Linked DNA regions of Homo sapiens: region 1 is linked to region 2. Evidence: read pairs that join two places in POLR2A ChIA-PET (ENCODE). Cell type or tissue: PC-9. All regions are shown on one strand. Links, peaks and the distances in the headings refer to the core of each region. The heading gives the core; the rest is flanking DNA.

What was found. ChIA-PET counts read pairs that join two places held together with the same protein. Peaks named below come from ENCODE experiments on the same cell type or tissue, not always from the same donor. Only the 100,000 strongest peaks of a DNase experiment are listed, where the experiment ranks them.
Region 1: POLR2A ChIA-PET joins it to region 2 with 35 read pairs; 2 of 35 experiments call an interaction of 5 or more read pairs at or near these places.

Annotation. Positions count from the first base shown.
Region 1 is chr3:168,570,852-168,587,713 of GRCh38, reverse strand. It overlaps the pseudogene EGFEM1P. Among named protein-coding and RNA genes, the nearest start is that of MIR551B, 27 kb to the right of the region's middle. In PC-9, for the core only: no CTCF peak of the experiment used is centred there; no DNase peak of the experiment used is centred there.
Region 2 is chr3:168,874,532-168,891,393 of GRCh38, reverse strand. No RefSeq gene overlaps it. Among named protein-coding and RNA genes, the nearest start is that of LINC02082, 19 kb to the left of the region's middle. In PC-9, for the core only: no CTCF peak of the experiment used is centred there; a DNase peak (open chromatin) is centred at 6,883.

The DNA of each region.
Region 1 (16,862 bases), core at 4,652-12,651, 300 kb after region 2:
ATCCACATGCAGAAGAATGAAATTAGGCCCTTATCTCACAGCAGAGACAAAAATCCACTCAAAATGGATTAAAGACGTAATAGTAAGACCTGATACTACAAAACTACTTGAAGAAAATATAGGGAGAAAACTCTATGACATTGGTCTGGGCAATGACTTTTTGTATATGACCCCAAAAGCACAGGCAACAAACGTAAAAACAAACAAAAATAATTACCTCAAACTAAAATGCTTCTGTATAGCCAAGGAAACAATTAATAAAGAGACAACCCAAATAATGGAATACATTTTTTTCAAATTATACAACTAATAAGTGGTTAATATCTAAAATCTATCAGGAACTCAAACAACTCTACAGAAAGAAAACAAGTAACTTCATTAAAAAATGGGCAAGGGTCCTGAATAGACATTTCTCCAAAGAAGACATACAAATAACCAGGAGGTATATGAAAATATGCTTAACATTGCCAATCATCAGAGAAATAGAAATCAAAACCACAGTAAGTTATCACCTCACACCTGTTAAAATGACTATTATCAAAAGACAAAAGATAAGTTTTGACAAGAATGTGGAGAAAATGAAACTCTCACATATTGTTGGTGAAAATGTATTTGAAACCATTATGGAAACCTGTATGGAAGTTTCTCAAAAAATTAAAAATACAATTATCATATTATCATATGATCCAGCAGTTCCTGCTGGGTATATATCCAAATGAAATGAAATCAGTCTGCCAAAGAGATATCTGCACTCTTATGTTCATTGTAGCACTATTCATAATAGCCAAGATAGGAAATCAACTGAAGTGTCCATCAATGAATGAATAAGGAAAATGTGGTACATATACACAGTGGAATACTATTCGGCCTTAAAACAGAAATTCTGTCATTTGCAACAACATGGATGAACCTGGAGGATATTATGTTAAGTGAAATAAACCAAGCACAGAAAAACAAATACTTCATGATCTCACTCATATGTGGAATCTAAAAAATTTGACCTCGTAGATGTAGAGAGTAGAATGATGGTTACCAAGGGTTAGGGGGAGGGGTGAGGTGGGTGGCAGGCTGGGGAGATGTTGGTTGTAGGATACAAAATTTTAGTTAGACAGGAGGAATAAGTTCAAGGGATTAATTGCACAACATGGTGACTATTGTTAATACGGTACTATATTCTTTAAAATTCTAAGAGAATAGAGGTAAAGTGTTCTCATCACGAAAATGATAACTACGTGCATAATACATAGTTAGCTAGGTTTAGTCATTCTACAATGTGTATATATTTCAAAACATCATGCTTTATATAATAAATACATACAGTTTTATCTGTCAATGTTAGAAAATGAAATAAAGTGAAATTTTAAAAAAGAAAACTCCATGAAGTTTGGGGACAGAGATGTTACTTCCAGTTATGGTAAACAAAATTTTAATAAAGATATAAAATATAGATTAGGCTTTCAATGGGACTAGAATGGTGCTATTTGTGGTTGTAGGAAATGACGGGTAAAGAGGACATTATAGGTAAAAGTAACCATACAGCTACTATGTATTTATGAAGCAGGACAAAAATTATGAATGTTTAAATTTCCTCAGTCTCCTACCACTTCACTTTATCCTTCTTCATCTTTTTTTTTCTCCCAAACTCTGAATAGAATTTTCCAACTACAGGATATTAATTTAATAGAAAAAAAGAAGAGAAGAGACAGGAAAGGATGTGTAAAATCCAGGAGCACTGGTCATAGGGAAGCACGTTTCTCAAAAGCCCTGCAAAGGGGGCTCTTGAGCAGCATGAATCTTGCAGGTAGTAGTCACTCATTTCCACAAGTCCTGTGAGGTTTCATCTCTCTTACAGAGCAGAAAGCTGAGGCTACAAGAAATGGTAAACTTGTGAAGGTTATCCAGCTGGTAAGCAACAGGACTCAAGCACAGGTTAAGCTGATTCTAACCCTGTGATCTTCCCTACACCAAATGCTTTGCATTTACACAGGAAGGAAAGTGTGTGGTGTGTTCTGTGGCTGGAACATCAGGTAGAGAGGAAAGCAGGAGTGTGACTGAGAATGGGTTAGCAGCAAAGGGTCAGAATATCTCAGTAGGAGTAAAAGAAGACAGTTTTTCAGGTATAAATCAAGTAACTGATCTTTCTCCTACATTCTTGGAAAGGAAGAGAATAAGATGTCCAGAACATAGCAACAGGAAGTGACATAGAAAATGGTGTACACTCAAGTAACACAATGGAGAAACCAAATGAAGATTTCTGATATTCTAATGGCATATAAACATTTTGGATTCATGCTTCAAAGCTAGGGATAAATACTCTGTGGTATACTAGCCTAGGCTCCACTGTTGCTGGTTCTCAGATGCAGCCTCCACATTCCCATAGAGATCCCAAGGCTATCTGTCTGGGACCTGCTTTTCCAGTTAAAAAACAGGAAAATGGCATCTGCCCAATGTTGAAGCTTCAAGTACTATAGACACATTAGGACTTAAATATTCTCTTTTCTTTTATGTAAACAGGAGAATCAGAGAAGATGGAAGGAGTGAAAGAAGACACTGAAAAACACAATACTAAAGAAGCCCATTACAGCAACTTCCTAAAGCACTTTGTAAAAGGCACAAATATGTCTAGAATATTTTTCCTAATATTTATGGGAAATTAAAAAAAATATTAATTAGGAATCAGGAGAGTAATCTTTGCAGTAAAACGACCTCATTTCTACCTCAATAACTATTGTCACTCTAAAAATGAGAGAAGAAAACATTTGGGCATGTTTTGGTGATATTTATTGCTTCTGTCTTTACCTGTCATTTTCAAACTCATCTTTTCTGACTTAATGACTTAACTTTGCTTATGGCAAAGGCTCAATACACCTTTTATTTCAGCTGAGATTCTGTGCTTAAAAAGAGACCTAAGCAAAACATTTTACAGACTATTCCTGAGAGAGCTCAGAATTAAATTCTTAAATGTTCTACCATAATGAAATTTTGTGTAATCAGCAGGGAAGTAGCTGTTGGCCATTTATCAGTTTTTCCAGTTGCATTTTTTATGCATGAAAAGCATAATTAGAAGCTCCACAGGTTGAAAGCCTTATATAATAATAGTACATTTTATCAGAATGGTGCTTTTTAACTTGGAAATTTTAGAGCATTTTACAGTGATGATCTATTAGTAATAATAGCTATCACATCTTTGTATATTTAAATATGGACCTGTATGTAGAACAGAGAATGTACTTATAAAACTAACTAGACTTGCCTAGACCTTGTACATATGATCTCAATGACTCTAAGTATATGCAAATAGTCCATCATCTATATTTTATGTATTACAGGATATCCAGGGATGGGAAAACGTGCACTGGATAAAAATCTCGGAAATAATTAAAACTACATTTTCAGTTTTACAAGGACATTCATGTATAGTTCATCTTTTAATCTTAATAATGGCTTTTGTCCCATTTTAGAGATGTGGTAATTCAGACCAGAAATATAATGGCTTTGCCTGAAGTTTCCTATCTGGTGACTCACTCACAACTGAGGCCCACACCTTCCTGAGTCCAGGGACTGTTCTCCTCATACATAGTTACACGCAGGGACTTCCCTATGGAATTTCTGGGTGTTGAAGCAGGTCATCTTACTTTTAAGTCAGTTTGCTAACCTGTATAATGAAATAGTAGTTCTAAAAAAATCTTCTCTCACAGCTGCAAATCTCTACAAATTGTCTAAATTCCCCTCTAAATAGGAGAAAAAGAGCCTCAGTTGCAACGTAAACAAAATTTGTGCTCTGTGAGGGAAAAGAAATGTGACTTTTATAAAAAGTCTTATCACTTTAAAAAATGCTGACATCCCTGAAGATAGATTGCTGGGGCTCTCTTCTCTCCTTGCTTCTCCTCTTTCTCCCTCCCCACCCTTCTCTTTTTTCTTGTTAATTTTTTATTCTTAACATGGAGAAAAAAACTTGCCTCTCTTAGGCAGTATTTGCAGTCATGATATTTTTATATTGTAGTATCATTTAAGTTGGGTCATAACCTACTACGGCTTATGAAGATAATTTAGTGAGCTGTACCAGTATTTTGAAAAATGAAATAGACCCGAATACAACAGACTGTAATAGAAAATATTGGAACACATTCTATTTAAAAAATTAGTCAAATTTGGAAGAAAGAAGTTAAAAAGTTGGGCAGTATATCTTTCTATATCACCCATGGGCATTACTGGCTCATATGGCCCATTATTGTTACAACCAAGAATTATTCAGGGAAATGAACTTAGTTTGACTCACTACTAATAAAGAATCCAAGATTTAGTAAAAATGCATGTTAAATTATACATTTTTATTAAGTATAGATGCAAATTATTTCTGTCCAGTAAATAGATAACACTAAATTTTATGGTTAATTGTCCTTTAGTACATTAATCAGTTTTCTATCTAACCTAGTAATCTTAATATCTTTTCATTAAATTGTTCATAAACATCTAGCACTTCAAATAATCTTATAATCTTAAAATCCTATTGGATGTCTTATTAGTAAGTTAAATAAAATTCTGGATGTGCTCATTTTACTTTTCTATGATGTATTAGTCAGGGTTTTCTAGAGAAATATGACTAATAGAATACATATAGGTATGAGAAGAGGATATTTATAATGAGAATTGACTGATGAGATTATGGAGCCTGAGAAATCCCGTAATATGTTGTCTACACGCTGGAGAATCAGAAAAGCCAATAGTGTAATTCACCTTCAAGGCTAAAGGCTTGAGAATGAAGGAGTGCAGGGGAAGTGGTGGGGGCACTGGTGTAAGTCCCAGAGTCCAAAGGCCTGAGAACTAAGAGCTCTGGTGTCCAAAGGCAGGAGAAGATGAATCTTCCAACTGAAGAAGAGAGAGAAAGGGAGAGAATAAACCCTTTCTCTGCCTTTTTGTTTTACCTGTTCCCTCAATGGATTGGCTGAATAATGCCTGCCTACACTGGTGAGAGCAAATATTCTTGAATCTAGTGAGTAGTCTACTGATTCAAATGCTAATCTCTTCCAGAAGCACCCTTACAGACAGACCCAGACACAATGTTTCACCAGCTACCTAGGCATCCCTTAATCCAGTCAAGTTGAAGCATAAGCATCACCTATAAGAATATTTTAACTTTTTAATATTATACTTTGACAATCCTATATAATACTAGGTAAGTATTGTTTGATAAAACTGGTTTCAATTATCATGTATATATGGATATATAATAAGTAACACTGTAAACTGTATTTCATATTGTGGATCATGCTCAAAAGTGTTTGAAAGTCAATGAATTAAAAAATGTATCCAATGACCTCTTTGAAATCTCCTATATTTTTCCAATTCAAATGATCCTGCTTTATTGCTTTTCTTTATTTTTAAACCTACACTTCAAACAACCAATTTCTTTTTATGTTTCTCTAAGAATTACCTGCAAGAAGTCTAAATTCTAGGAGTAATTTTTAAACTAACTGAGGTGTCAGAGGACTGAGAGCAAATCTCTTCCTGGGGTGGATAGTCCCCTGGGGTGTGAATTGGTGGTTAGGTCTGCAGCAGCAGACTGTCAATTGCTGAAAGGAAGCTCTGCTTCATGGCCAGCTGATTTGCAGAGAGAGACTTGGAAAATGTCAGAAAAAGGGTAAAAGCACAGAGATTACAAACCCAAAATAAACACAGTGTTGGCATGAGGCATTTATTGACTTAGCACAAAATATCATGTGGCATTTTACAATAACAGCAAGATAACTACGTGGGAATTCAATTCATAAGTAACTGCAATCCCAGTAATAAGGACAGAGAAATCAGGGCACAACCGGGCTACATTACAGCCACAGCAAGATGCCTGGCTCAGAATTTCCTCATTCAGACTTGGTTTCCATCTGCCTGTTGGCATCATTTTAACTTTGGCTTCTACATAAAGGCTTTATTGTGGCTTCTCCACTGGAAATACAGTTTCCCTTCTTTGATTCTCCACCAAAACAAGGGGGATGCAATAGGCTGGTGAAAGTTTGGTTGGAAACTCTGTGGCTTTTTCAACTATAATTTATTTTGAGAATCTGCAATGATGGAAATTACATTGTTCTCCCAAAGGAGAAATAAAATAACGTAGCGAATTTTGACTGGGAATATAATGGATGCTTTAGAATTTGCTCTAGTCTAAGTGATTAAATGGAATTGTTTTGTGTATATTCATCTAACATTTCAACTGAAATCTGTTATTGTTCAAGAAATACTCATTCACACTTTTTTCATGTAGTAGCACAGAATGCTTGTAACTGCTATGGGGCAGATTCTAAATCTGAAAATTCGGTACACTGGACAGATACTATTTGCAAAATTCATCAGCAGCATGAACCTTTTATGTTATCAGGAAACAATAAAGGGCATAATTGTCAAGGAATAAAACTTGATCTACTAGATACAAATTACCCTGTTAATAGGAACTATGTATTACTGTCAGTATTTAACAGTGGAGATGGCATTCTAACACATATTTGCTTTGTTTTTTCACTAACTAGTTATAGGACCTTTCATTGGTCAGGTCAACCTCCTCACTTCAGTTACCTCAATTCACAAATGAGACAAACAGTACTAAATTTCATAATGAGACAAACAATAATGCAAAGTAAGTGACAAAATATAGCAATGTATTTTATGTTATAATATGCTGAAAAATATGAAATTCTAATCCATTGGATCTTAAAAATCAATGTCAGTATTTAATGTTTTAATAAATTTATGATTTATAATATTAACCATCAAGATTATAAAGAATACACATGGAAAAGTTATTAGCATAACAATATAAAATTTTAGAAAAGCTATTGATCTCTCAAGAGTCATTAAAAATTAGACTGCTATTTAGAAGTTAAAGGACTCAAGGTCAAATTTAATAAAACATTCATCTAAGCAAGTAAAAAAAGCCTATTTATGAGTTCCCAAAGTCAAACATTCTAAAAGGAGAGAAGTGACAAGCCTAGTGGCAAAATGGAGTCTCTTCTAAAAACCTGGGAGCTTTTGTAGTTTTCACAGGTCAGAAAATGAGATTATATGAGATGGCTGAAGATCATTTGAGTGCAGAGAATTTTACATAATATCTTTCATTATTGAAAAAACTTAAAAATTATATATTATATCCAATTTATTACCTAATGGCCTGGGGAAGAGACATAGACAGTTAGCACTCTAACAAGCCACTCCTTAACTATGGAAACAACCAATATAATGGAATTAATGCTCTCAGGTGGCAAGCAATGGCTTGGAACTTTATAACCTACAGAAACAACCAAGTTTTTACTTCTCTGAAGACAGAGATTCCATTAGGTCAACAAAGCATGACTTCTACAGATGCCCCATGACTGTGTTCTGTGGCATCAGCCACATACTGATTTATGTATAGTAGAATGTTTTACTATAAAAATAAGGATATTCTATAATGCTTAAAAATATGGAATTTGGCAGAGTAGTAGCTCAGATCCTGGTTCCCAAGTTTGCCATGAATTAGTTATAGTTCTAGATTAATGAATAACCTCTCTGTACCAAGTTATAAATGAGAAACGCTGAGTTGTGATGGCAGTCCAAAAGCCAAGAAAGCATATACATCAATACATCTGCAGATAATAGTTTGATCTAGATGGGGTTAAAGTGCTAAGAAAAAAGGGGGGTTTACAGCAACATCTTTAAAAATTAATGTAAATATTTCTCTGAAAATAATGGTGCTTAAAAGAACAATTGTAACATCTTTGGCTGTAGCCCTTTAAAAATAAATCATTAATATACTAGTAACAAGCAGGTTTAATTTGTTTCTTAAAGCAGAAGAGAGAGATCCTTTCTTAGAAGTTGCTGTTTTTATTCTTGCGTTTTGTAAAGATAAGTATCGAAACCACATTTAAGGCTACCCCATCATAATTAATAATATTTATAAAATTTCTTATGCGTGACTACAGAAAAGGAAGCACTATAGCCTTATCTATTTTACATATGTCAAAAGTAAAAATTCAAAAGGAGTAACTTCCTTATGATCATTTAGCTTATGAATACTAGAACCAGCATTCCAGCTCAAATTTTATTCAAAAGTGAACATCCTTTCAAAAGACTCTTGTATATATTAATCTGATTATTGAAGTCAAACTATATTTAACTTCTATGATATTTCAGGGGTATATGGTAATATATAAACTTCCTGACTTCCAGATATTTCAGATATTTTTTACCTTATCTCAAAGGCAGAATATGCATGTTTTGAAAATACTACACCAAGCCTGATGAGGCAGAGTTACTAACATTATACAAGAATGTGTCAACGGCCAGATGTACCTAAAAGAAAATTTTAATTTAATGACAATGAGTTTCTTCCAGTTTATTCATCTCTGAAGATAGGAGCAAGGTCTTTCTTGTTTCATTGTTCCCCTTCTACAATAACCAGAAAGGATATCAATTATTTTTGCCAGACAGGCTGTCACTGCCCCTGGTAAGTAAATACATTTTTAGAAGGTTTCATCTGAAAGGAAGTAAAATATATGTCACTTTCCTAATCAGCTGTCAGGAATCTTTTATTCTAACAAGTCTTCAGAGAGTAAGATATAATTGCCATTTTAAAGGAGTGATGGAAATTTTCTGTGTTTTCTGAGAAAATTATTCAAGAAAAGATAGTCTTCAAACATGTGACAATTGGGACAAACTATTTTTCCTCTCCCAAAGAAGAATAAAGGGAAATAAAAAACTTAAAGGAAGTGTCTAATTTTAGACTAAGATGTGATAAAAGTGGTAAGTGGTAAATCAATAAGCATCTGTGATTTGGTGAATAAAAAAGAGACTACCAGCTAGGCATGGTGGCTCATGCCTGTAATCTCAGCACTTTGGGAGGCCGAGATGGGTGGATCACTTGAGGTCAGGAATTCGAGACCATCCTGGCTAACACGGTGAAACCCCATCTCTACTAAAAATACGAAAATAAAAATAAAAATAAAAAAACATTAGCTGGGCACAGTGGCAGGCGCCTGTAGTCCCAGCTACTTGGGAGGCTGAGGCAGGAGAATGGCGTGAACCCAGGAGGCAGAGCTTGCAGTGAGCCGAGATCGAGCCACTGCACTCCAGCCTGGGCAATGAGCGAGATTCCGTCTCAAAAAAAAAAAAAAAAAAAAAGGAAAAAAAAAAGAAAAAAGAAATTGCCATTAGGCCAGGTGCAATGGCTCATGCCTGTAATCCCAGCACTTTGGGAGGCCAAGGCAGGAGGATCACCTGAGCTTGGGAGTTCAAGACCAGCCTGCCCAATATGGAGAAACCCCATCTCTACTAAAAATACAAAATTAGTTGGGCTTGGTGACGCATGCTTGTAATCCCAGCTACTCCGGAGGCTGAAGCAGGAGAATCGCTTGTACCTGGGAGGCGGAGGTTGCAGTGAGCAGAGATCGCGCCACTGTACTCTAGCCTGAGAGACAAGAGTGAAACTCTGTCTCAAATAAATAAATAAATAAATAAATAAATAAATAAATAAATGCCATTATCTGATTCCCATTCATAATTTGACTGTAAAATAAAACTCAAAGTTCACTATGATCTTAGTTTCTTTTTAGTAATTTAAACTATTTTAATGGGAGAGTAAATTTTTATACGGATCAATGCCTATGAAACTATAGAATGTTTGTTTCCTCTCTCTTCTAAATCCTTGCATGGCAGTGAACAATGGCTGATAAGCAGTTAGAACTCAATCCTCTCAGGAAAGGGGGCTCAGGACAAATACAATTATATTCGTTTGACATATTTATTTCTAAAAACCAGAAATAAATATATATGTGTGTGTGTATATATATATATATATATATATATATACACACACACATATATTTTTTGCTATGGGCAGTTGGTTTTTTGGATTTACCCAGTTTAATCATTTATCCTGTTCTGTTCTTGACAGTCACAGCTGTCAAAAATCCTCTTAAAATTGTCAGTCTTGGGTCAAAATGAAAATCTCTAGATTAGTGAAAAAAGTTAAAGTTTATATTTTAAAAGGGAAGAGGAAATCATGAATATTCTTGGGTCATGCTGTCAATATATTTAAAGGACATTAAATTCTTAGTGGAATCCAACAAGAAAAGGACAATGCTAAGATACCTAAAAACTAGGCTAAAAACTTTGTTTTAGAAAAACAAACTCCATGCTTCAAAGAGTTAATATTACATATATACACTCACACTACTTATACACATAAGTCTCCTAATGCATTACTTCCTACTTCCTAACAGATTATGATAATGGAGTAAAATAGTTTGATGAATAAGCTTTCAGTAATATTAATGAGAATTCTTAAAAAAATAAAGACTTTGTCTTTATTGACATTTTACACAGTTTGGCTTGTTAAGTGGCTGTAGAAATCAAATAAGGATTAAAAGAGGAAGGACTGACAATCTCATTGCAGATCAAGCAATTATATTGCTATTTTCGGGAATCCAGTGACAACAATTATTTCTTTACCTTAGCATATTGCCCCATGGTGTAGCTCACATATGGGACATAAATAGTCAGTGGTGTTATAATTTCATGTTTCCAGTTGTTAGAATGCTCACAGTTTTGGAGACTTTTGATTGCATGGTTCTTCTGTGAAGACAACAATGCCTTATAATCTAGTCTACTGGCTGAACACAAAAAATAGTAAGCACTAAGAAAAAAGTAACACCACAGTGGATTTTGTCACTAACCTTGCACATTCAAAGTGAACAAATACCTTTTTAGTGTAATCAGCATGTTCAGCTGGAAAGCTAGTTTTCAGTTTCATTAGCATTTTTAAAGCTTACACCAAGTAGCACTAATGGCAAATTGATGATTCTGTGTAATGGAGACTGCCTATAATTATATTTTAATCAGTAAATAACATTTAACAGCATTTTCTAACCTGATAAACGACCTTCAGTTAGTTGAGGAAGTCTTCACAGACAAGCTCATTGAAAGACAGCACTTAGCAATAGCAAATCAAATGCAGCCCTTCAATGAAGTTGTTAGACACACAACATCAGCAACTGCTGCCACACCGAGGGTTTGTTAAAAATCGATTCATTCTAGTGATCAAAGCTGAAAAATCGTTCCAACGCCTGCTTCATATCAATAGACAATTTTGTGCAGTACATCACACACACAAAAATAAGGTCTAGTAGAAGTAGAATGCATCAGAAATCTAGCTTCCAAAACAATATTTAAAATGGATTTCTTTGGGATGACAAAGGATGGGCTTAAATAGAATACAGTGTCAAGAAGAAAGGCTGAGACTTTTAACATAATAAAAACAATCAATGAAGTTCTTTTTCTAGTATCAATGTGCAAAAGAAAATGCAGGGGTCTGATTTTTTTAAATGGGGATGTGATGCACACCTCGATATGGCTTTGTATTTTAATGTCTTATCAAGGAATACTTTTATTCTGACTTCTGAGCATGTTTATATATGTGACTGTGTATGTATAGACACACACACATACATAAAATATCAATAAATTAACTACTTCATGGCTGATTATTTTCCTTTATTTCTTATATAAAACAAAGTTCAAATTGTTGAAACTGCCTAGATGTAGCCACATGAAAAGACAAATTAATTTTACAATGCAGTAAGGAGAAGTACATCAGATGTTCAAGTCTGTCATCTTTTAACTATAAGGTAAAAAACAGGTATCTTATACATTTATGTAGAAAATATTCCCCAGTTATTACTGTAAAAGCTTCAACTAAAATGAAACTACACATAGCTATTCCAGTAAGAATTGAGCAATCAGTCATAATTACAGCCAAAATAAACGAATTGGAAAATAGCTGTTTAAAGAGGTCATACATAGTCTAAGTTTTAATTTGAAATTAATACCAGCATGGCGTGCCTGGTAACAATTTCTTATTAAAATTGAATAAAGGCAGTGCCTGGAAGTAAATGTTTTCTATTTCATGGCTTCATCCTCCTGACCACTGGAAAGAATTTGAAGAGGATGGGAGACATGGTTATGGTGCTCTGTGGTCTCTTTCCAATTACAGGATAAAGGAGATTGCGTATGTTAATAATGGTATGGTAAGAGGTAGAGAAATCCTGAGGTTAATGCTGCTATCTTCCTCCCAGAACATCCTGTCTACAGATAGGCAAAACCCCATTATTTCAAAGCCTAGATATAAGCAGTTATGATCTATTTGTGAATATTTCAGGAGAGTCTACCCTTTGAGAAATATGTGTTCCTCTAAATCAAAGAGCACCTGGGCCCCCAACCCCTATAAGGTACCTTTACATTAAAGTTCATCCCAACACAGAGCACTGGCCATGCCTTAAGCTGTTACAGTTGGTGCATAATTATACTTCATGCCTCTTGTTTACTGTCTTTCCCATGGAATAAATCCTAACCATAACTAACTCTTTTCTAAAGCTCTGCATCTCATATTTCTAATAATGGGATACCCAAAACATGATTCTTGGAATTATGTATCTCATATTAATCTTAGATTGGATGTATCATAGAAACCATATTCCAATGAGTATTTTTCAACCCCCTGATTCGTTTAAAAATAGTTGATATCCACTCTACAATATATTAACCAGAATATGTGGTACATGATTTTCTCTTTCAATGTGGTCAATTAGCTGTTTCTAACTTCTGCTGCCTTGTCTTCAGCACTTACTGTGTTGTACTTCTATCTGTTTGTTGGTGGGTTTCTTTGTTTGAGTAGTCTCTGACTTTACTTCAATGTCATGAGCAGACAAAAGACAGAAGTTGTACCTATTGGTCATCAGAACATCAGCAGCCAGGGTAGAGTTTACACATAATAGGCACTCAGTAAATATTTGTTGAGTTAATAAATGACTTTACCTTCTCAAATCTACTTCCACAGTGCAAAAAGTCTATATGTTTATTCTATGGTGGTTCATCATAACTCTCCCTTCCTCTTTTGATGACCTTCCTCCAGCAATTTATGAGCCCCTCCGGATCTGCACCTCCTTTGGAACATTCTATTTATATTATCTGTCTTTCACTCTGACTTATCAACAATCTCCACCCCCAGCTTACTTTCCCAAGGTTACAACATAGTGTAGCCCTGCATGTATTTATCTCATTTGTGTCCAGAAATAGTGCTGAAATCATTGGAATGGTATAATAATGATAATAAAACTTACCACAAAAAAAAGAATGGCTCATGCAGGTAATCCCAGAACTTTGGGAGGCCAAGGCAGGCAGATCACTTGAGGTCAGGAGTTTGAGACCAGCCTGGCCAACATGATGAAACCCCATCTCTACTAAAAATACAAAAATTAGCTGGGCATGGTGGCACACACCTGTAGCCTCAGCTACTTGGGAGGCTGAAGTGAGAGAATCGCTTGAACCCAGGAGGCAGAGGTTGTAGCCTGGGCGACAGAGGGAAACTCTGTCTCAAAAAATAAAAAGAGAGAAAGAGGGAATAGGGAAAGGATCATCTCTGAAGGCTCTGAATGGCAGCTCTCATTACAATTTCGGAAATTCTTTTGAACAGATAGAGAAAATGTTAAAGAGAAGTAGAAGTCAAAACTCAGAATGGACATAGAAGGGGGAAAGGCCAGAAAAAAGCCAAGTTGCCTGACAAAAACATAAAAAGATTTGGTCCTTGTAGAATCAGAGAGTGTGGATGATTGAGGTGCGATATGAGGCTAAAAACCAAGGGATTACTTAAAACCTTACCAAGTGTTAAACTAAATTTGGACTGAAGACACACCCATATTTGAGCCCACACGTAACAAACTGCAACCTAACTTAGTACAGAAATTAACTGGAAGTCTAACGCAGCAGTATACTTTTTTTTTTTTTTTTTTTTTGAGAATGGAGTCTCACTCTGTCACCCAGGCTGGAGTGCAGTGGCGTGATCTCAGCTCACTACACAGCAGTATGCTTTTAAAATAAATAGCTGAGTCTCAGCCAATCACAGTAGCCAAGCTTCAGTCAATCACAGGTGGCCAACCAATCAGGCCACGGCCAAGTGAGACAAATGCAAATCCCAACCAATCAAGCTGTTTCTGTATTTAACTTCCATTTTCTGTCCACATTGTGGAGTGGAGCTTTCTGAACCTCTTCTGATTCTTAGGGCTATGTACTTCATGGATTGTTCCTTGCTCAGTTAAACTGTTAGATTTAATTTGTCTAAAGTTTCTACTTTAACACAACAGAGCTGTAGATCCCACACACACAGAACAGCAAAAGGGAAAAAAAGGATGCCTGGGGAGAGAGAAGAAAACAGAGTATTAGATCTTGGAGATTATCTGATGAACCTCCCTCACTTTTGGAGATGTCCTTCTTGGAAATTAGCTAAACCACACAAGTTAGCATATGTGCTGGGACAGGACTGTTCCTTGCCTCAACTCTGCTGCTAGAATGGATACGATGGTCAGGGGTGAAGCAAAAAGATATCCTCAGATTAAATGATTTTTGAAAAGATGAATGGGCCCTTAGAAGAATAGATGATGGTTTGTGATAAGGTCTGTTTGGCTGTGGTGGACCTCTAACCTCCTCTTCTGTGATAAAAGTTAATCTTTGGACAATTAATAGCAATTTAGTTCCTTTTGTAGGATCTCTTTAGGCAAATGGAGGGCACTCAGAAAGCCTATGCATTTTGCTGTTTTCAAGTGCTTTCAGCACTAGAAAGTAATCAATATACCAAAAATATGTAAACCAATATATAAATTTTGGGGTGATATTTTACTAAATCCTTCAAAGGCTAGCTTTGTTTAATGAGCAATGTAAGCATAATTGTTAAGAACAAGTACATTACGTGAATGTGGCATCAAAGTTTTTTTTTTTTTTTTTTTGAGACAGAGTCTCATTCTGTTGCCCAGGCTGAAGTGCAGTCATATGACCTCGGCTCACTGCAACCACCGCCTCCTGGGTTCACATGATTCTCCTGCCTCAGTCTACCCAAGTAGCTGGGATTATAGGCATGTGCCACCACACCCAGCTACATTTTGTACTTTCGGTAGAGATGGTGTTTCACCATGTTGGCCAGGCTGGTCTTGAACTCCTGACCTCAGGTGATCCACCCACCTCGGTCTCCCAAAGTGCTGGGATTACAGGCATGAGCCACCGCACCTGGTCAAAGTTTTTCAATAAACCAATCATGGTTTAAAAAATCTTTTTCAGAAATTTGAAATTTTGAAGTATATTATGTTAAATTAAGTAATGGATATTTGTGAAATGTCTGAGTCATTTCGAAGTAAGTTAAAATACTGAAACAGTAATTGCTGAACAAGTTTTAAGTATATAATTTTCAGCATCTTGTTTTTTTATGATATAGAAAAGTTAAATATATTTCAGTCTGTTAGCAAACATGAAAAATTGTTCTAGGAGGAAGCACATATTTTTAGAAATTATAAAATGTATATTCATAAAATGTTCATATATGAAAATTCAAAATTGCTTTACTTCCTGGGTTTTCACTATAAATTAACATTACTAAGAGTTACAAATTCTAATCAACAGGTATGGTCATTAAAATTAGAAACAATATAAGGGAAACAACTCTACATGTGAGGAAAGTGAGATATGTTTTTGGTAAGTGAGGCTATGAGGTTTGGAAGATGTGTTTTTGTTAAGAGAAAACAAGAGTATTTTTTTGTCCTAAATTAGATTCACTGGTTGTTCTAAAATGAGAAAGAGAAAAAGTATAGAACAAATAACAAATAACTAAATAACAAAATTATAGAAAAAAAGTATGAAGGGATATAAGAAGGCTGCAGAAATTTTCTGAAAGTGTAATCTTTTGAAAGGAATTTTATGTGTGATCAAGCTGGCTATAATAGTAGAAAGAAACTATTGATGAGTTTTCTAAAAATTGAGCATTAATATAAAAAGGACACTGATGCAAAATTAGAATTTGGTCTCCTGTGCTAAAACAAGTTTTTGGAGTACTGATCTGCTCTTAATAGGAAATTGTGAGAATTTTTTCTTTATCTTTTAAGTAATTGGCCTAGAAAACAAAGATTCTGGGGTTTATCAAGATGATTTCCTGTGCTTAGTGTTGTCTCTATTAAAAACTTAAGGTTTATCCTATAACTATGAAACTTCCTGTGATTGCCTTTGAAATATTTAATTATCACTGGTTAAATAAATGACTATTATTTCATAGTAACCTGTAATGCTATTTTAATCAAATGTTTAAAGCTTTGATATTTTTGACAAACTCCTTCAAATAAAATTTTAAATTCTCTTCTTGATCTCAAATTAACTTTGGGATTTTCCCAATAAGCCCTTGGAACTTCTCAAAGAGATTTGTCTCTCTCCTTATAAAAAGAGAGGTGTTAACTAGTTGGGCTTACTTGGTATATTAAACTATACGAAAAGCATTGTCAACTAATAAGTGATACTAAACTTTGCGTTATATTTGTATAGATGTGTGAGTAGTATGTGTTCTCGAAATTGTATGAAATTTCTAAAAATCTGATCATACCATTGTACTGGGTAAGAATTCCTAGAACCTAATGAAGAAACTAATTTTATAAAACTGCTAACCAAATGTCAAGCAGAACAAGAATTCATTGAAACCAAGGAAATGCTTTGGCAGATTTTCATGCTAAGTCAGCCAGTACTGAAATTGTTAATATATACAATTAGAATGAACTCCATAAGACTGATACAAATTGAAATCCTATTTAAAAAATCCTAACAGAGAGGCCATTAGACTGAGACAGTCCCGGTGCTTTAGGTTCCTATGGAAGCAAACCAGAGCCCAGTATAAATAGTAAAATGAAACTAGAAACTTTACCAATCAGAAACTGCTATCCAATCTCTGACTAGGATCTTGCCACTCTAAGCCAATCAAGCACATTTTATTTGTCTTCCCTCAACATAAAGCTCCTTGCCCATGCTGCTGCAGT
Region 2 (16,862 bases), core at 3,769-11,768:
TTAGCCAGGATGGTCTCGATCTCCTGACCTCGTGATCCGCCCTCCTCGGCCTCCCAAAGTGCTGGGATTACAGGCGTGAGTCACCGCGCCCGGCTCGGGAGCATGTACTTTCATGTTATTTGAAAGCCACACTAACAGAAAACATTCTTGTAAATATTGTCCATATAATTATCTTCGTTGGCACCAAATCTGCTTTCGCAGCATAGCTAATTTAGTGCTTGGACAGAGAAGGTGACCCTGCCCATTGTTACCTTCCTGACACCTGGTTCCCATTCGGCCAGGTGGACACTGACACACTCCAGTCACTGGGTCACACTGTCCTGAGCCACAGGAACGCCATTGAACACAGTTCTGCCCATAGTGATCTTCAGGACAAGCTGCAAGTAAGAGCAAAATAAAACAGAGCAAAACAAAACCAGATTTTTCTTATTAAACATTTTGCCAGACAAGATTTTTTAAAACTTGTGAAATACATGACATTTTCATTTAATCAAATAGGTTTTACTGACTTGCTTTTAGTTTGATTTTCAATGTGAAAAGTTACTTAGAAATAAACAAAGAAAAACAAGGGACTGTTTAAATTGTTGCTTACATAGAGCCATTTTAGTTGGCGTTAGGAATTTTCAACTAAATATCTAGTGTCAAAAACTTACATATAATATAAATGTCTCTTACAAATTAAGGACCTCAACTGTTCCCAATTTGGATTGTTTTGCTTTGCCATGTGTCTCTGTCTTAGCAAGTGTAAGAGTGTGTGCGTGTGTGTGTGTGTCTCTCTATATATGTATGCATATGTATATATTACACACATATGCATGTGTATGTATATTACATATATTATGTTATATAGTATATGTAGGTATATCATGTGTACATATATGTTATATAACACATGTAGGAATATTATGTGTACATATATTATGTTATATATGTATGTATAATATATACAACAAATATATATTTATAATATTCTTGAGTATGTTCTCTTAAAGCCCATTCTAGAATTTTAGCTAAAGTTCCTATATATAAATATAAGATTCATTATGCTCATATCTTCAAATATTCATTTATATATTTGTATTTATTAATTTGTTTGGTGGTTTTTTGCAACTTCATTCCACAAATTCATTCAGATGCTTACCAAAATATATATAAATACACAAAGACAAAATAAATATCTGTTGAGAATCACATAAAGGGAAAATGTGGTAATAATATAAAATAAATATCATATTTTTTGGAACATTTAAGAGGTGGGTTGCAAATTTGGCTCTACCCTACTAAGCTGTCAAAGCAAATGGAAAGTGCTCAGGTACAAGATCACAACTTTCTTAAGACCAAAGTACCCGCAATGTTCAGAGAAACCACAGCTTTGAAAATGCTTTGGCAGAAGGACATTTCTTCCACTTACTCTCTTTGAAGAATAAATACAAAGGAACCAGACAGAACCTTGCTTAAGAACTGTTTATAGGTTGGCCTTTATAGGTTGGCCTTAATTGAAAGATAACTTGCCAATTGAGGCCTCAGGAGGCACTATCCACTAGGTGTCAGTTGTCTGCTACCTGGAGCCAGGTTTTGTCTTGTCTTTTATTCTCAATACAGCAGAGCACTGAGGCCTGCAGGGCACTTTAACAGAAAAATTACCCTCCTCCAAAGCAGACAAAGCAACTGACTGACCAGGAAACATAAGCATTTTGGGTGTCTTTAACACATAACAGTGTAGTACCCTGTCTAGTGACAAATTTAGCTATCCTTCATCCAAATGAAGGAATCTCAAATGAAGGTATTTCACAATCTAGTTTACTTATGTTGAGGTGTGTGTTAAGGCAGTACTTCCATCTTTATTTTAAGATCTGTTGGAGGTACTTTTTTTTTTTTTTTTGAGACGGAGTCTCGCTGTGTTGCCCAGGCTGGAGTGCAGTGGCGCGATCTCGGCTCACTACAAGTTCCACCACCCAGGTTCATGCCATTCTTCTGCCTCAGCCTCCCGAGTAGCTGGAACTACAGGTGCCCGCCACCACGCCTGGCTAAATTTTGTATTTTTAGTAGAGACAGGGTTTCACCATGTTAGCCAGGATGGTTTCGATCTCCTGACCTCGTGATCTGCCTGCCTCGGCCTCCCAAAGTGCTGGGATTACAGGCGTGAGCCACAGCGTCCGGCCTATTGGAGGTACTTTTTTAATTAATAAGATTACAGAATAAAGCACAAAAACACAAATGTGCAGTTCAATGGATGATGACAAAGTGAACATCCTCATTCGTAACACCCATGTCAAAAATACAGTATTGCCAGAACTGACTTCCCCACAATGCACTCTCCTGCTCATTGCCTCTTTTATCCTCCCTAGAAATTATCATAATCGTGGCTTCATATGTGAGTGTTTCATTCTGACTAACTGTCACCTGAAGGGTCAGAGGAGTCAGAGTGTATGACTATGGGTTGAGTTATTTGGGTTAAGCAAAACTATATAAATATTTTTAAAATGGCAGATCTGAAAAAAAAAACAAAAACAAAATATACTTGGTAGTCATATCCTCAGAGTGTCTAAGCCTGTGCATTTGTAAGGGCTCTTCAATCCAGTGCCTTAAACTTTATGTCAATAGTTGTTTTTGTGATAAGTAGTTAATTTAAGGTCTTTGGCTTTCAGGAAACTGTTTACTTTTTGATGAGCAGGGAAACCACTTACTTTTGAGCTAGGAAATTGCTGAGCATAAATGAAATTGTGGAACTTTAGACAATGAGTTTGACATTGTGAACACAGGAATCTTAAGTCTGCTCTGATCTTGGCAAACATAATTTCTAATACTGACTTGAGTCTAGCGTTCCTGGGGCAAGGGGGGTTATCACCAAAAAGATCTCTTTGGCTACTTTCACTGACTGTAGCTCTCAACCAAACTCCTACATAAATATTCTTCAACCTAGAGTTTAGGTCAGTTTGTGTTTGCTGTTAGTACTGTAAATTAGGAAGTAAAATAATTGCAACAACATTTACTCTTTAATTACAGTTCTTAAAAATGCCAGCTCTCAGCTTTAGTACTTTTGCTAACAGTATTGGGCCTTGGAATGATCAGCATATCCACTCCATAAAAGGTAAGAATAACTTAATTTGACTTCAGTCAGCCCCAGTGAAGCCAGGAGAGAAGATACAGGTGCCAATCATGGCGTCACAGATGCCACAGTTAGTCACTTACACATCTTTTGGCAATATGGACTATACGTGCCTTTCGGGTATCCTGTTAAAGGAGAACAAAACCATATGTGGTATTGTAACTTACAGCAACCAATGTTTAAATTCACACCAGTAGACATGTGGTTAACTCAACATTCCAATTTCTACTGGTATTTTCAATCACTTTCAAGCTGTTGATTCAAGGCATGGAGTTATCTGAGGATATGAGACGATACAGATAATTGTTAGTATTTGATGCTGCCCATTAATAAGGTATGACTTAACTTTGTGCTTCCTTGGGAATCTACCTACTTTTTAAAAGTGCTTAGGAGACAATTCACTGAACAAGGCTATCTAATTTCAACCTAGAAAAGTTCATTATTTTAAATATTTAAGTGCTATAGCTTGTCTTGTCTGGAATTATCTGGGTTTAATACATGTAAGAATTCAAAAAGAAACCAGATATAGAGGATGCCTCTTCATTTTATGTCAGTTTTTCAATTTTTTACTTTCATATCCAGGGAGGTACAGCCTACTGTGATGATACTGTGTAAGAGATAAATAATGGCCAAGGAATGGTTTTTGTTGAGATTCAAAATTTTACAATCCCCATGTATATCCTATCTCCAAATTCAAAATTCGCATCTTGAGTCTCAGATTTGCTTATAGACTCAAAGAGTGGCTGCTTCTTTCCTCCCTTTTCATTCCAGTTAAAAATGAAATTCTCCATTATGGAGATGGGAAGCAAACACTTTAAAACTGTTCATACCAAAGGTTATTCATCTGTACAGCTGTTGTATTTCTTTATTGCTTTCTGTGAAAAACAATGGGTTTACTTCATATTCTCTCCTGTCATTTCCTCCCATCAAGGGATGTCAGTTTTCATAGCTAATTGCCCTTTTTTTTTTGTGCACAGCATTTTTTTTAGTCCTCCCAAGTAGTTCTTTTTCTCTCTCACTTATAACAATTTGAGTGTACTAAAAACAAAGTCAGTGAGTGTACCTAAAAACAAAATTAGTGATTTTTTAAAAAAGTCTCCATCACCTTCTCTTCTACCATTCACCAATATATAAAATGCTTCTTTCACATCCATTTGGGTCAGTTTTGAGAATGTAAGTATTTACAGTTTTTATTAAGTTACTAATATAGTAAAATAAATGTGATGCTGAAAAAGAACATTTGGTTGCTTGAGATTAGAGAAAAATGCATGAAACAAGCTGAAAATATGGCAATTGAAACTTTAAGGTCTGATGTGCACTGCTGGCATGTTGCTTTCAAAAAAGGAGGTAAAATTAGTAAGAGTTGGCTGGTATAGAAAACTCTGCAGTGATATTACTGTGAAAGGAAAGATAACATGAATTTCTATGCAAGTAAGGAAAGGAGCAACACAACAAAGAGTGAAACTTGTGTTGTAATGGAGGGAAATGTTACGCTGTAGATATAATTACAAGTATCAAAGAATCAGTATCTCAGTTGAAAGGAAAAAACAGCTTGTGTAATTGAGGAATTTAAGTAACTGATATAGGTGAAGGTCTAGATTTTGAGATAATTTTCATGTGAATCAGTTACTTAGAAAACATAATTTTCCTCTGATATGAACCTATTTTCCAAACTTTCTTAATGATGGTTTTATATTTGATAGAATCACCCTTTGTTGTTCTTTCTTCATATATATATGTATATATACGTGTGTGTGTGTATATATGTATATATATATGTGTGTGTGTATATATATGTATATATACGTGTGTGTATATATATGTATATATACGTGTGTGTGTATATATGTATATATATGTGTGTGTGTGTATATATATGTATATATATGTGTGTATATATATGTATATATATGTGTGTGTATATATGTATATATATGTGTGTGTATATATATGTATATATGTGTGTGTGTATATATGTATATATGTGTGTGTATATATATGTATATATATGTGTGTGTGTATATATGTATATATGTGTGTGTGTATATGTATATATATGTGTGTGTGTATATATATGTATATATATGTGTGTGTGTATATATGTATATATGTGTGTGTGTATATATGTATATATGTGTGTGTATATATATGTATATATATGTGTGTGTGTATATATGTATATATATGTGTGTGTGTATATATGTATATATGTGTGTGTGTATATATATGTATATATATGTGTGTGTGTGTATATATATGTATATATATGTGTATATACTTGAACATCATCTGATTTTTAGCCTTCAACTTAATTATACTTTTGAAATTGGGAAACTGAACTTGATGAAATTAACCTACTAATGAGTGAGCCATCTGTTTGAAAAACAGTATCTGTGCTAACCTCTTAGTCCCAAAACTCATTAAATTTGTATCAAGAGTATGATATGTGTTTATAGATGTGCCAATGACATTTTTTTTCCAAGAGTAAATTATTTTATTGACAATTTCACTTCCCTATCCAATTCTGTGCTAAGTGAAGTTTGGATTCTGGAATCATGCACACAGCACTTGCTCAAATGTTCGCTAAATTTAACAAGAAAACGCACACCCAGGACACAATGATTTTATTTGGCTCGTCCCTTCCCTCATTTCCTAAATCCATTTTGATCTTTACTTGGCCTTTCCTCTATCCTTTACAATTATTTCTCCCTGGAAATTTTGTATTTCTGGCAAGTTGTGTTTAGTTATTTTCCATTATAAGGTGACTATCTTTTCCCATCCTTGCACATCCCCTTCTCTTGAATTCTCATTCCAAGAAGAAGCTTGGATGGGAATTTACAGTTCTGATTTATTTAAATATTAAAGGTTAAATGCCAAGCCCCTCTGCTACTGTATACTATTATTATGTGAGCGGCCTTTGGTACTATCATTAGAAACTTAAACAAGGCTATGACTGCATCCTGACACACGTAGCTCTCAAGAAATGAAAAGCATGAATCTGTTTTCCACAGAGTCTGTTTTCTTAGTATTTGATCAGGTTACTCAGATACACCAGCCATTGTTATGCTGTTTGGCTTTATTCTTAAAAGGAGATACTGACATTTGGTCTGTCTGAATTTTTATTGCTATGAGCAATAGCATTAAAACTCAACTTCTGTGAGTGTCTTGATATCTTTCTCTTGGCACTGGTGACTACTGTGTGGCCCATGCTTCTCAAAGCATTCTATACCAAGTGTGGGGGTGTTCTTATGAATACTGTTAAAAGAAGTGACCATAGTTATAGAGGACTCTAATGCCTTAAATATCCTCAAAGAGAGTGACTGTAAATAACATGTATTGCATACGGGTTGGAGAAATAAAAGGTTTCCAGGGTCTGTGGTCACTTTAAAACCTCTTATTGGTCATAAAATACATAGCACTATGAGTTTACATCTAACAGGAATTGTTGTTTTTCCTACATGCTATCCACAAGTTAGGACTGACCCATCTATCCTCTGAATTATGAAAAGTGATGAGATTCTACTGTAAGTTTGTCTGCTTCCTCTGACCTCTGCTGAGAGAAAATTTTGATTCTCCATTCTGAAGTTGAGAACATGAAAGCCCAGTTGTTCTTGGCTGCTGAAAGTTTTGTTTTTAAGCCAGCTACACCTTTTATGGATATTTTCTTGAATCTTTTTTCATAGTCCTGTAATTATAGTGGATGTTGCCAAGGAATCCTTGCAGCCACATCCAACCACGTGTTGCCTGGAAATAAGCCAATTTGACTAGTCAGAGAGCAGTTCCCTGACTCAGCCAGCCTCACTTTTTATGAGGTAAAGCTACCTCTTTCAACTAAAGGTAGCTTGCCTTCTGAAATAAAAGTGCAACCCAGTTACATGTAACTTGATATTATTTTATTAAGACAAAACATCCTTGATATAAAGAAGAAATTCTTTCTGAGACATTTGAATCAAATGTAGGAAATAACTTTCCTTCTTGCAATACAAGGATGCTTGAAATTTGCCATAACCAAAAACGAACAGAAATTGATTAATTTTATATTTTAGTTCTTCATTTTAAGTTTGAATAACTTCAGTGGTTATAGATCCCAAGCAATCAGTAATTGAAACCATTTTCATACATGTTTAATTGTGTTTTTAGCTGGTAATGTTTAACATTAGGAAAAAATAGGGAAGTAATATTCAAAATATATATTCAACGGCTTATAAAAAACTAAAATCAATAGCTTGACCAGGAGTCTATATTTTTGGTTCGAGGAGAAAAATCCCCAAATTATTCATATCCTTGTAGAATTAGGAAAGTAAAAGGAATCTGCTATAGGAATGACTAGGGAGGAAAGAGAGCAGCAGTTGCCAAGTTGGGGGAAAAATTAAATCTATAAAAAGTACATTATAAATAATTACAAGCTTAAAAAATAAGTAGCTGGCTGAACATTTTAACAAGCTCCTTGGGACTTTTTTTGTGCATTCTTCTATAACCATTTTCAATGTTAAAATATCCTTTAAAAAATCAATGTAAGGTGTTTGGTCTAGGGACTATTCTTTTTTATTACACAATAAGGAGCCAACTGGCATTTGGTCATTTAAGCTAGTCATCATTTTCATTCCAGAATAACAATTTGCTTAATTTAATTGTTCCTAAGCAGACCCTGGAATTAACTTACTTTGCGAATTACTTGAAATATATAGTAGTTTGTTGTATGTTGATTTATAATAATAAGTCTATGTTTTCTCATTTTTTCTTTCTCGTTTTTATCTCTTTTCATGTTGGATATTTGTGAAGAACTTGGGGATATTTTGAATAGAAAAGGCAAAATAGAAGAATGAGTTACAAAAAAAGTATATGTTTTCAATTATTCAAATATAAATTCTAACAGAATTTGCTGTGAATTAGAAGCTTGAATTAACATTTGCCCTTTGGTATTCTGAGTGATGACCCACCCTACCAGTGCCTCCTCAATAAATTATAGCTGAGCACAGAACACACACATGGAGAAGACAGTGGTTTACATGGTAGCCAGGCAGACAGGTGCATCTCCCTGTGACTGGGTGACAGTCCTCATTCTTGGCTGAACACTGACATACCTGGTTACAGTCCTTTCTATATGTGCCTGGTGGACAAACTAAGGGGAAGAGGAAATGTAAGCCCAATGAATTAAATTTGTCTGCGTAAATATAGCTCTAAAAGTGAAAGCAGAGAAAAATTTATTAAATAAGACCATTGCCTACAGAAGTGTGCTGCCCTTTGGGATTTAGGTTTCATTAAATTTATTTGGGGATTACTTCACTGTTTGATTTTGTTTTGTTCAGTCAATTTGTGACCGACCGTCAAGGGCCGGTTGCAATTTTCTTGTCACAGAAAAAAATCATACGGTAATGTCAGGTAAAATCAACTAAAATAATAGTATAATTCATGAGGGACCACATATCTGGATAAAGTTTTTTTTTTTTCTAGTGCAGCCAGTTTAAACTCGCAAGGTTGTTTCTCTTTGCACATTAGCATGCATTGTATTTGTGTCACCTGTCAGCCACTCTGCTGGGTTCTGCTGTTTTCTTTTTACAGACTGTGCAATGAAAGCTTCCCTCCAGTTTTTAAATAACGTCATGACAAAAAAAAAAGGGTTTCTGGGTATTTTTCAGCAATAAAATGAAGTTAAGTAGACATTTTGAGTTTCATGGTTGTGTCTTCATGAGAATTCAAACAAAATCAGTGAAACAAATCAGCCAAGTTGGTATTTAGGTCCCACAGACCTAAAATTGAATAATAATCATTAGACCAACCATCTTATTACCTTGGCGCTTAGCATCAGGAGTACATGAAAGAATTAACGTTATTGTTTTGTTCACTGCATCCATGTTTTTGTTTACTGATCTTGTATGCCTATGGTGTCTCTTGTATTCTTAGCATCCACTATCCTTAATGATATTTAATCTCACAGCTTTAAGTAAAAGTAACAGTGGTGTAGAAACTCCATCGGTTGCTTGCTTAGCATTAAAAACAAAGTGATAGATGAAACACAGGGTGATTAAGGAAAAAAAAATTCTCTTTTTTTCTCCAATACTTGATTGGAACATGCACAAATATAAGAGCATTAGGTGGACTCTGACTCAGTATCTGAACAGTTATTTTTATAGTCTGCTGTTAAGTCTAGACATCTTTTTATCTAAGAGTCACTAATTGTTCAAATATTTATCAATAAAGTATTCATCCTGAACTTGCCAGATACACCAAAAAGTACACCACGTGGCTTTACTGTCTGGAAAGTTTGGTTGATAAGTGGCTAACAAGAGAACTGACCATGCTATTTCCGAGGTAGCTGGGAGTGGATGCACGTGATGTTCTTACTTCCTCTGTCTCATTGTCATTAAACACATGAGGGCATCAGCTACATTCCACTGTGACTTGATGAAAGGAACTACCTCATGGGAGGTTTCTAACATGAAAGGCCAGTAAACAATAATTAAAAAAATAGAAATATGTTTCATTAGAGGCTTCTGAAAGCTTTAGAAACCAAGAGCTAAAGTTATTACAAATTCATCCCATCATTGGGAAGATCTGTTTTTGCCACAGGATACATGAGCATAAAACTTGATCTTCCCATAGCAAATATGCCCACAAAACACTGAGCTCTGAGGAGACTAATTATACTGAAAAGTGAAAGTGGCTGTGCTGAACACAATAGGGTTTGTGTAATAAATGCTAGTATTCCAATCTATTTAGCCATTCCCCAACTTGAGGTATGGAGCCCAGTGGCATAGGGCTTTGAAGGAAGGGACGTTTGGGCTGGTGTGCTTTGAGAGAGAGAGGGATGTCATGTAAATTGTGCTGGTCTGAAAGTATCCAGTAAAGATAGTGTGGTCCAAAGGAAATTACAGGAACTTTGGGTTAGGCAGGCCCAACACTGCCATTGACCTGATCTCTGGTATTAAAGTTATTTGAGCTCTAAGACCCTCAGTTTTCTATTCTATAAAGTGAGATTAATAGAATCTATCTTACAGATTTTTATGAGGAGTAACACAGTTGAAATAGTAACGTATAGGAATCTCATAGTGCCTCAGCAAAATTTATTTCCTTTCCATGAAAACCTTTATAATTAAAAATCAGAATCAACTGTTCAACAAAGGTGCTGGACAAGCAACATAGAAAACATCAGCAAAATTATTGAGAAAAATTGTTTAACATTTGAAGAACATCTTTACATGTATCTGCTATTCAGAGAAAATTATTTCTTAAAAACGAACATTGAAATTATTTGATGTAAAGTTTCAGAAACACATGTAAATAAAATTTATCCATATTCTCATTAATTCCCAATGTCTGGGGCTTTATGAAACTAGTCACACATGTTAATCACTTCTCCATACCAAAAGGAGCCCAGGCACATCTTTAGCTTTGAGTTGAAATATAGAGGAATCAAAGTTGTAGAATATAGGAATAATTTACTCTTGAGCAATTTGACCTCTTAGGGTTATTACAGTCAGTTCTCAAGTGGATTTTCAAACCTTACTGAAGGAATTTACAATTTGTTTTGCAAAGCAATAAAATGAAAATGAAAATAAAGACATAAAAGCAAGAAAAAACATTCTGAATGTTACCCAAAAATAATTTTTGAGAATACAGTATTTCTTATATTAGATAGTCATCATGAAAATTGTCCATCAATTATTACCCAACTAAATACTAATGACTTTGAGACTTCAGAGGAGATCAAAGCCTGATGGCTTCATGTTCTCTGCAAGAGATGGTAAGTAACAAAAACAATCACTCTTGTTAGTTTATTGTCTCATGCTTCTAGATGGACTACATTGTAGTACACAGTTTCAGTCAATCTTACAAGAAATGAAGAATTCTGAATCTTTTCATTCAGCCAAGAAATATTCTCTGAATACCTACTGTGTGCCAGGTTCACAACAGTGAGCAAAACCAGGCATGATTCTTGTACCTTGAAACTTGTAATAGTGAAAAGAAACACGATTAAATAATCATTCAAATTAATAGCTAATTTAAACAAGTGACAAAGGTGCAGGCTGCTGTGAGGAAAATAGTATCAGGGACCCCAATTTAGACTGGCAGGGGTGGGATGGAGGTGTTTAGTTCCAGATATTCTCTCTGAGGAGATCACTACTTCACTGACATCCAAAACACTAGATAGAGTGTAAAAGTACACATAGAGATGGGCCGGGCACGGTGGCTCACGCCTGTAATCCCAGCACTTTGAGGGGCTGAGGCGGGGGGATCACGAGGTCAGGAGATCAAGACCATCCTGGCTAACACGGTGAAACCCCGTCTCTACTAAAAATACAAAAAATTAGCCAAGCGTGGTGGCGGGCGCCTGTAGTCCCAGCTACTCTGGAAGCTGAAGCAGGAGAATGGCATGAACCTGGGAGGTGGAGCTTGCAGTGAGCCGAGATTGCATCACTGCACTCCAGCCTGGGTGACAGAGGGAGACTCCATCTCAAAAAAAAAAAAAAAAAAAAAAAAAAAAAAAAAGTATACATAGAGATAAGGGGAAGAAGAGGAAGAAAGAGTAGGGAGGAGAAAACAATTCCACAGGGAAAACACTGGGTACATAGGAGTTACTGACATGATTCTTAAGGATACATTGGCAAAGGTATATATGCGTGTTAGATTGTTATAAACATTTTTTTGGGTCTTCTTAAATTATTTTTATTCTTTCAACATTAGAGAAAATTTATTAATCAAATGACGACATTTTTTCAGCAGGTTCAGATTAAGCAAAACTCTACAGAATATACACGAAGTATAGTGATGTTCTATCAAAAAGCAGAATGAATTATAATTATGATAATATTTTGGCATATTATCAGATATACACCTGCAGAAATTCCCATGTTTAGTGGCAATATTTTTTTTTTTATTATTTTGTTTTTTATTTCAATAGGTTTTTGGGGAACAGATGGTGTTTGGTTGCATGAATAATTTCTTTAGTGGTGATTTCTTATAAACATTTCTGTGTCAGTGTCCTATGGCTGCTGCAGTAAATTACCACTAATATGCATTTACAATTTAGTGTCTTTAAACAATATAAATGTATTATCTCATGATGCTGAAGGTCAGAAATGTAAATCAGGTTATTGGGGAGGACTATGTTCCTTCTGGAGGCTTGAGGGGAGAATAGATTTTCTTGCTTTTTCCAGTGTCTAGAAGCCACCTACATTCCTTAGCTTGTGACATCTTTCTCCATCTTCGAAGCCAGCAGCTTAGCTTCTCTCTTCTCTGATCTCCTTATAAAAACTTTCATAATCACATTGGGCCTACTCAAATAATCTAGGAAAATCTCCCCATTTCACGATGCTTAACTTGATCACATCTGCAAAGTCCCTTTTGCTGTGTAAGGTAATGTATTCATATTCCAGGAATTAGGACATGGGCATCTTGAGGGGCCATTATTCAGCCTGCCATGACCTCTGTATTCTCAACTATTTTAAGTAGCTTCTGACTCATCTCTTACAGACCATGTTATCATGTGGGTAGTGTTCTTAACAATAGCCTGATGTACAACTCTTTATAGACATGAATACAAATATGATATTTTTAAAAACTATGTGACATAAAAATACATGGACAAATTATGACCAATTATTTTTAAAATTTTACTTAGTTAATGGATGCAAAAGAAAAGTTTTAATACAATGTCACGTTGAAAAGGACTTAAGATTCTTGGGATAAGGTCAGGAGCCAATAAACATTTTGAAAGCAGCTTGAGACTTCCAGAGATATGAAAAAGGAAACTCAGAAAGAAGACCTGTGAATTAAAAAGAAAAACTTCCCAAGGTAAAACTTAGAGAAACGAAGGACTAACTGTAGATCACAGTAGAAGTCTGTAGACCAGAAACTACTTGCTTCCTTTAGTGGTCTGTATAACATTACTGCCCTGTTTTTTTAAGAAAAGACTTTAAGGGCACCCCACTATCTAGATAACAGCATGTGCCTTTTGCATGAAGTTTTCTTTAAGCAGTTGCTATTGTGCATATAATATGATAAGCAAACACTAAATCACTTGCATGAATGACTTGGCCAATAAGTGACAAAACCAGGAACAGAACCAGGTTACTCTCAGAAATGAGCTCTGAGCTTTTTCCAGTCTCTCAGGGCTTCTTCTTAGGAAGTGAGAGGTACAGTATTATATAACCTTGAAGAGATCACAAAGGCAGATAACAGGCAAAGCTGTGGTTTAACTTGCTGGGTAGGAAAATCAGCCTGAAAAGCTTTACATTAATTTCTTATTCATCTCGTTTCCTAATTAGCCATCCAGGCCACAGGAAGAACTGGTCAAACCAGTTTGAAGTAATGTAGCTGATACTTCTTCCTAGTTAAAATCATTCTGGGCAACTAAATGACCACAAAACCTCTACTGATAGCATCTGTATAGATTTAAGGTATTTCTCCATATTAAAGGTACATTTTACTCTGAATTAATCAGTTAATGTACTAAAAAATACGAATAAATAGATAGTGCTGTTTTGACTTAGGTAGAACATAAACATTTTGACTATGAAGATATAACCTAAATATAGGTAAATACCCCAAAAAATTGGAAGGGGAAAATTTATTGTTTTGATTTGTTGACTTCTCAGTAATTTCATTGATTTTCGATAAAAATTGAGGATCAGCTTTGCTAAGATTCAAGTTGAGACAAAGTCAACTAGAGAAAGAAATTAGTTAATCTTCATAAATATTGCACCTTGCCTAGTTGTAAACTGTAGGGTAAATTTTATAATTGTATTTTATGCTTCTGAGAAATAATAATTATTTTCTTCAAGGTGACTTCTGAAAGGTGATTACTTTTCCATCAAATTTAAAGACAAATGAGATATTAACTAGAGAATTTCAATAATATATCCTTATTGAATTATTTTATATATGGCTTTATCTAATATTGCCAATGAACAATATTTCTAGCTGGCAAATATTTTATGCGATGGCATATAGACATAGCACATATAAGAAAGTGCAATGAATTGACTTTTTGTTAAATTAGGACTGTTTTAGTATTTGCCATGGCATGGAATGTCTTACTACCACCTTGTAGTAAGACCCTGTTCAGCCTGGCAAGAAGATACATTGTGGAGTCTAAGATCACATTCCCTCCACTGTGGCAATTACAAACTCCATGGCCATATATACCAGCACAATGTCTCTAACAAGCTAAATAAGCATATGCAGAAAGAAAAGTGTTTCGGTTTGTTAAAAGAACTATCCAACACCCTGCCGGTTAAAAAAAAAAAAAAAAGCCTATGGCTTTCATGATGGGCAGAGGGGTGTATTCAAATTTCATTTAATACTTTGCTTCCCACAAATTGGGATTGACCTTTTGTGGTTTATGACAGCATTTTTTGCTCAGGTCTTTATCAAAGGCCTGGAACCACTGGGGTGATAGATCAGCTGTCATCCACCCGTTCCTCAGAATGTCTTTGTATTAAACTAATGGTCCAGCAGAGCAGCCAGTCTGACAGGCAGGTTATTTATTTGCAATCTGGTAAAAGAACCGACAACTTCATTGTTTTAATTGTTCATTTTTCATCGGTTGATGCATTAGCTCACCCGGATCTTTATGCCTCAGTCAGAGAATAAATACTTGGGAGTCAGGACACCAGAATGACTGGGTCCCTCTTAAAGTTCAAGAAGTTGCAGATAGCCTCAGTGCTAGCTGTGATTACCAGCAGCCCATGTGCATTTGGGGACTTTTTTGGTCTTATCTCTGCTCTGCATCTCTTTCCTTTCTTTCAGGAAGACCTATGATGTCAGCTACTGATCTGATTGTTTCTTGAAACAATGTTCCTAGTTCTCACAGCCTATTAAAGGAGAAAGACTGGAGTGGGATGAGAGTCTCCACAGCTCCATGAGGGTGGGGGCCTGCCAGACAGACAGAAGTAGAGGCCCAGAGACCTCAAATATATCATGATATCATGGAAAATAGATTTAGCTCAGGCCAGTGTCTCTCGGAATCACTGGCAAGCTTTTTGCTAAAAATGCATGGCCTGGCCTCCCCTGGGTGATTCTAACTTAGTGACTCTTTGGTGGAAATTGTACATATATACATATATATGTGTCTCTGTGTGTGTGTATATATATATATACACACACATACACTATCCACTATATATACATACCTACATATATACACACTATATGCTATACACTATAGATACATACACACTGTGTGTGTGTGTGTGTGTGTATATATATATACACATACACTATATATACTAGATGGCTAATTAGGAAACAGTTTTATATATATATACACACACATACATATAAAATTATGTTTCCTAATTAGTCATCCAATAAATAATGTCCAATAGATAATTATTTTTATTAGCTATAAATATAAATGTATATTTATGTCAAATATAAATTTAATGTATACATGTTTTTGAATCCTGTAATTTAACTGTTAGTTGAGATTCATTGATCTGGAGTCTAGACCAGCACCCTCAATCTACAGATATAAGATATGCAATAGATTGAATCACTGAATCAAGGGCATAGCTAATTAGTAGCAAAGCTAGAACTAGAACCCAGGCATGTGGACCTTCAGGACAATGCACTTTTTATCCTCAACATCAGATACTATTCTCCAGAAACAACTGAGACATTGGTTCTATCAATGGTTTTTGCACATGCTAATGTATCAAGGCACTATAAGGAGGTCTCCATTTGCTCTCAAAGCTCATCTCAAAAGTTGACCTTTAGAGAGCAGAGGACAACTCAACAGTTCAATTACAACCATGGAGGGGGTTCCTGTGAAACTATTGGTACCCAAAGTTTATTATTACTTTACTGTTTTCCTTCACATTAAAATTGAGAACACTTCTAGGAGGGAGGCAACGTTTTAGTTTTCTCAATGCATCTGACACCTTACATAGAACCTAAAATACTGAAGGCACTCAATCAATGCTTGGAGGATAGAGAAAGGAAAGAAAAAAGAAAGAAAAGAAGGGAGGCAGGCAGGCAAGCAGGCAAACTTCTCTAGTACAATATACATAATTGTGTAAAAAGCTTGCTCTATAAAAAGACAGAACACTGGCTCCCTGTATGGTGTGTTTACATGTTCATTTGCTTATTAAACAATTATTCAATATTTACTATGGATCACGGTCCTGTGCTTGACGCTGATGACATAAAATTGAATAAAATTAGTGTTGTGGCTGGGCGCGGTGGCTCACATCTGTAATCCCAGCACTTTGGGAGGCTGAGATGGTGGATCACCTGAGATAAGGAGTTCGAGATCAGTCTGGCCAACATGGCGAAACCCTGTCTCTGCTAAAAATACAAAGATTAGCTGGGCATGGTGGTGGGCACCTGTAATCCCAGCTACTCGGGGGCGCTGAGGCAGGGGAATCACTGGAACCTGGGAGGTGGAGGTTGCAGTGAGCTGAGATCGTGCCATTGCACTCCAGCCCCCAGCAAGAGAGAGACACTCTGTGTCAATAGACTGATTCAGGAAGATACGTGAAAAATTAACACAGAACAATCTGACAAGTGCTACTAACAGAGACTTGTAAAAAGGATGAAAGCATCCTAAATAATAGTCAACACCATCAGGAGGGAATCAGGGTGTCCTTACATGGTAGCATTAGAATTGGGGCTAGAAGAGTGAATAGAAATTCACCAGTCAGAAGAAACAGTGTAAATAAGTAAAGTGTTTTATTCAAAGTGATAATTACATTTGCTTCATGGCTAGAGGACAGGATTTAGGGACACGTTTGATGTTGGAGAGTTGTGT